Linked DNA regions of Homo sapiens: region 2 is linked to region 1. The links are chromatin contacts, found by Hi-C or POLR2A ChIA-PET in ENCODE. All regions are on one chromosome and are shown on one strand. The core of a region is the stretch at or near the end of the contact, and the rest is flanking DNA. Distances in the headings are between cores, read along the strand shown.

Evidence for each region. Hi-C counts contacts between places; a loop is a spot of excess contacts on that map. ChIA-PET counts read pairs that join two places held with the same protein, here RNA polymerase II (POLR2A). Pooled maps may share reads with other maps.
Region 2: a loop to region 1 is called in a map of astrocyte of the cerebellum, with 7 times the contacts of the local background. The contact joins two enhancer-like sites. A Hi-C loop is called at or near these places in 2 of 168 maps with a recorded cell type or tissue (astrocyte of the cerebellum and endothelial cell of hepatic sinusoid) and 4 of 50 pooled maps. POLR2A ChIA-PET finds 5 or more read pairs at or near these places in 1 of 52 experiments (Panc1).

Annotation. Positions count from the first base shown.
Region 1 is chr12:124,410,324-124,413,023 of GRCh38, reverse strand. The region is part of intron 15 of NCOR2 (nuclear receptor corepressor 2); the gene reads left to right. Among named protein-coding and RNA genes, the nearest start is that of MIR6880, 74 kb to the right of the region's middle. RefSeq lists enhancers at 1-201, 202-829. Within about 2 kb of position 1,348, at least 15 of the 41 ENCODE cell types and tissues checked have a DNase peak (open chromatin) inside an H3K27ac peak, as active enhancers do.
Region 2 is chr12:124,729,262-124,731,961 of GRCh38, reverse strand. No RefSeq gene overlaps it. Among named protein-coding and RNA genes, the nearest start is that of SCARB1, 130 kb to the left of the region's middle. RefSeq lists enhancers at 1-239, 240-844. Within about 2 kb of position 1,386, at least 12 of the 41 ENCODE cell types and tissues checked have a DNase peak (open chromatin) inside an H3K27ac peak, as active enhancers do.

The sequences.
Region 1 (2,700 bases), core at 99-2,598:
ACTTTCCCCGGCAGCGAGGCTTCCGACTTCCTCAGACACCACTGACCACGCTGGGATGGCTGTAGCCAGCATCCTGGGGCTGTGCCCTCCTGGAGTTCCCCCTGTCTGAGGCCAAGGTCTGCTTTGTGAGGGGACGTGTCCCAGTCTGAGTCCTCAGATGTGAGTGCATGTCGGAATCACCGGAAGGGCTGGGGAAACCCAGTCACTGGGCCGCACCCCTCACCCCACAATAAGGCCGAGATCCAAGACTCTGCATTTCCAAGGAGCTCCCAGGCGTTGGTCTAGGACGCTGCTGAGAACCTCGGTGCTGGGGGTCAGCCCCTGAGCAGGGAGCAGGGTGGCTGAAGGGGTTGTTAAGCCCGAGGTGGGCTACCCCACAGCCCAGACCACCCATGGGAGTACACTCAAGCTGGAACGGCCCTTCCCAGGTGTTTGGGGTGGGCAACGGCCTCCCTGGCCAGGGCCCAACTTGGATGAGGCAGCTCTGAGCTGAGTTATTGTCAGCGCGCCTGACAGCCGATGGCAGCCAGCCCCTTCTAGAAGGGAGGTCTGGCCAGTCCAGCCCAGGAGGCAGCCTGTGCATCTGCATGTTTGCAAAGCCACGCTTCATAGATGCTGTGGCCACCCGAATGCTTAACCACAGCCCAGCAGCAAGACGCCAGTGCCACCGTGTCATCTCAAGGACACCTGCCCTGTCTGAAGTGCTTGCACCAGGCCCTTCTCCGCCCTGTCACCCCGACACCATGTGCCCTGTACCAAAGCAGTTTGTGTGTCATTTCGATGGTTACGTTTCTGAAACTTGGATGGTTATAAAGTGGAATATGAAAGTCCTTGATTAAAAGTGCTGGCCATGGGACGTCTCTGGACTCAGACCCGCGCTGTGTGCGGCCGCCTTCACTCTGGCCCACCTTGGCATCCATGGCACTGGTGCTTAGCCTTGTGGCCGGCTGGAGGCGAGGGATGTGCATGGCTGTTTAGAGTGGTGGGATTGCCTTCTTGTTTAATGGAGGGTGCCATCCTCTTTCTGGAAGCTTCTCTGTGTTCTGACACGGGGATGCAGGCCCGGGCATAGGCTTTTGGAATGCTAGCCCCTCCACACCCACCCCCATGAGACCCCACAGGCCTGAGCTTTGGCAAGGGAGGGCCGAGCCCCCACCTCCCGGAACCTGGCCCCTGAGATCGGCCGTGAGCGGCTTTTGAGCCTGGAGGCTGGGTTGAGGCCCGAGCATCCTCTCTTGGGCTCCGAGCCCCATCACCACCACCCTGAGGTGAATCACGGACTGTGGGGCGGTGCGGGGAACAGCTCAAGCGCTGGCACAGTGGTTTATAGTCCATGATTCATTGATGGAAGGGCCGCGTTATCCTAGTGAATTGCAAAACCAGAGCCCAGGAATGCTGGGGCCTGACTGCAGACCGTTGGGGAGCGAGGATGTGAGGCTGGCTAGGCCAGGTGGCAGGGCCCGGCCCCTGGTAGCCAATATGGCCTTCCCGCAGCGATGGGGGTTCATGTGGCCAAGGGGGCCTCTCTTTCTGCAGAGATGGGACACTGAGACGGGAACAGCCCGTCCTGGGCTCCAGTCATCCGGCCTGGGTCCAAGAAGGAAGCCCAGGGAGGCCGAGGCTCCGCCCCCGACTGCTGCCGTCCACTCTCCACTGTTCCCCATCTCTGTCCCTCTGGGTCTGCTCTGCCCAAGCCCCTGGCTCTGAATCTCCTGCATTTTTCTAGGTTTCTCTCTCTCTCTCTCTCTCTGTGTGTGTATGCGCGCACACGGGTGGCTACGTCTGTTTCTCTTCCCATGTCTTCCTCCCTCTTTCTATTTCTCTGTGTCTTTATCTCTGTGTCCACGTCTCGTCTGTTTCTCTGCATGTGCTTTCCCGTCTCTCTCTCTTTCCCCCATCTAAGTCTTTTAACTCTGTCTCTAGCTCTCTCTCTCTCTCTCCCCTTCTCTCTCTCCCCCATCTCTCCTCTTCCTCCTCCCCCGCCCCCTCCCCTCCTCACCCTGTCCCTGGGTCTCTCCTCTCACCCTTCCTCCTCCAGGTCTCTGCTCCTCCCCCACCTTTCTCCCTTTCTCTCTCCTCCCTCCCACTACAGCCCCCTGTCCCCTGCCTCCTCCGTCTGTCCTCTCCCAGCTCTTTGCGGAGGGACTGGTGACCTTGTTCCCCTTGCTGTGGCACTCGGACAGTTTGCACAGGGAACAGTATGACCGGGAAGGCTGTTCCAGGGCAGGAGCAGCCAGGCTTGGTCCCTGGGGAGGGGCAGCCGCTGTGCGGTGGGTGTTGGTATTCAGGGCTAGCTGCCTGCCCTAGGTGCTGAAGTCACTTGATGGTGGGGACCGGTGGCAGGGCGGGCCAGATCACCCCAGGCTGTGTTTCAGCTCCCAGGCCGAGGGCTTGTATCTTGTTTCAAACCTGCTGCCTGCTTGGGGCTGGGCCAGGATGGGCCCACAGCCTTCCGGTGGTGCCGACTTTCCCAGGCCTGCCAGAGGAGGTGGCTGGGTCCTCTCCAGTCAGGGCCAGCTGGGCTGGGCAGGATTGGGTGCAGTTTTAGGGTTGAAGTGAGCAGATGTCTCTGGTTTCCTGCCCAGCTTTGTGCTAGGTGGGGAGACAGTTGGGGGCTCCCCACGTCCTGCAGTCAGGGATGTTGCTCCCAGGGAAGGCAGCTGGTGAGTGGGCCGGAGCCCAGGGATGGAGCAGACCGGG
Region 2 (2,700 bases), core at 137-2,636, 320 kb before region 1:
CTGAAACTGCCTTTCCCTAGGCCTTCTGTTACATGAGTGTCTTAGTTCAGGCTGCTGTTATACCAGCAGTCCCCAGCCTTTTTGGCACCACAGACCAGTTCTGTGGAAGACAATTTTTCCACGGCCTGTCGGTGGGGAGGATGGTTTCAGGATGAAACTTCCACTTCAGACCACCAGGCATTAGATTCTCATAAGGAGCAGTCAACCTACATCCCTCGCATGCGCAGTTCACAATAGGGTTTGTGCGTCTATGAGAATCTAACGCCGCCACTGATCTGAGAGGAGGCGGTAATGCTCGCTCGCCCGCTGCTCACCTCCTGCTGTGCGACCCAGCTCCTAACAGGCCATGGACTGGTATTGGTCTACGGCCCAGGGGTTGGTGACCCTTGTGTTATACAATATCATAGACTGGTGGCTTATGAACAACAGAACTTTATTGCTCAGGCTGGGTGCGGCGGCTCATGCCTGTAATCCCAGCACTTTGAGAGGCCAAGGTGGGCAAATCGCTTGAGCTCGGGAGTTTGAGACCAGGTTGGGCAACGTGGTGAAACCTTGTCTCTACAAAAAATGCAAAAAATATTAGCTGGGCACGGTGGTGCACACCTGTAGTCCCAGCTACTTGGGAGACTGAGGTAGGAGGATTGTTTGGGCTTGGGAGGTCAAGGCTGTAGTGAGCTGTGGTCATGCCACTGCATTCCAGCCTGGGCAATAGAGTGAGACCTTGTCTCAAAATTTTTTTTTTTTTGTCACCCAGGCTGTAGGACAGTGGCATGATCTTGGTTCACTGCAACCCCAGCCTCCCCAGGTCAAGCGATTCTCCTGCCTCAGCCTCCTGAGTAGCTGGGATTACAAGCATGTGCCACCATGCCTGCCTCATTTTTTTGTAGTTTTAGTAGAGATGGGGTTTCACCATGTTGGCCAGGCTCGTCTCAAACTCCTGACCTCAGGTGATCCACCCTCCTTGGCCTCCCACAGTGCTGGGATTACAGGTGTGAGCCACCGTGCCCAGCCAACCAGCTAGTTCTTAAAAAGTCATTTACTCAGGGGAGCCTGCCCTGATTCTCTCTCCACAAGAACAGGTCACGCTTTTCTGCCTCACAGTTTCCTGGCCTCTCATGCACTGAAAGGCCCTGTAACCCCACAGCTGTTAAATGTCAGTCTCACCCCTGAACCTGGACATACCAGAGGAGCAGCGACTATGCTTGTTTTTGCTCCTGGCACAGTGCCCAGTGCTTCATGGGTCCTCAACAAATATTTGTTGAAAGCATGAATGAATATTCCGAACCTTAGAGATCTCACAGTCCAAAATCAAAATGCAATACTCCAGCAGCAGCTAGCATGACTGAAATGAAAAAGACTGATGCCCTCCAGCACTGGGAGAATTCAGAGGGCCTGGAACTCACACACAGCTGGAGGGAATGTGAAATCACATAACTACACTGGAAAACAGTTTGGCAGCTTCTTAAGTTAATCATACACTTCCAGTATGACCCAGTGATCCCACTCCAGGTATTCACCCAAGAGAAATGACAGCGTCTGTCTACACAGAGACTTGTACACAAATGTTCATTGCTGCTTTCTTGTCATAGCCAAAAACTGGAAATAAACCAACAGCCCATGAGCAGGCGAGTGGGTCAGCACACGGTGGTATATCCTTACAATGAACTATTGATGTGCATGACAACATAAATAATATGGTCTGGCTGTGTCCTCACCCAAATCTTATCTTGAATTGTAGCTCCCATAATTTACACAGGTTGTGGGAGGGACCCGGTGGGAGAGAATTGAATTGTGGGGCAGTTTTCCCCATGCTATTCTTTTGGTAGTGAATAAGTCTCATGAGATCTGATGGTTTATAAGGGGTTTCCCTTTTTGCTTGGTTCTCTTTCTCTCTTGTCTGCCACCATGTAAGATGTGCCTTTCACCTTCTGCCATGATTGTGAGGCCTCCCCAGCCTCATGGAACTGTGAGTCCATTAAACCTCTTTTTCTTTATAAATTACCCAGTCTCAGGTATGTCTTTATCAGCAGCGTGAAAATGGACTAATACAATAAATGACTCTGAAAATACCTACGCTGAGTGAGAGAAGAGCTGGGCAAGAAAAGAGGACATTTTGGGAATGAACTGGGGGCGGGGACAGAGGATTCAGAGTGGAAGTCCTAGTTATTACAAAGCCCCACGAGGTCGTGGGGTCTGGCCCTGAGACTGTTCTGGTTTCCTTTCCTATCTCTTCTCCCAACCTCTGTCCACTCCAGCCCGCTCGGCCTCTGCTCTGCTTCCTGAGTACACCAGGCATGCTTCTACCTCAGGGCCTTCACACTGGCTGTTCCCTCTGCCTGGGACCCTCTTCCACCAGACCCAAACGTGGCACAGATCTCCACTGCCTTCAAGTCTGCCAAACATCACCTCTTCCGAGAGGCCTATCCAAATCTCTTCTCTAGCTAAAAGCACTCCCAACCTGCCTTTAGTTTCTGTGTTCTTTCTTGGCATTTACTATCAGGTGGATGTATGCATGCACACCTACCCCCAATATGGACGTGTCTCAAAATAATTTGCTAAATGAAAGAAGCCAGTCAAGGAAAGAGGACCTACTGTGAGATTCTGCTGACATGAAATGATGCCATTTACACATAGTTTCATTGTCTCCTCCATTTATTTCATTAATTAATTTATTTTTTGGAGATGGAGTTTTGCTCTGTT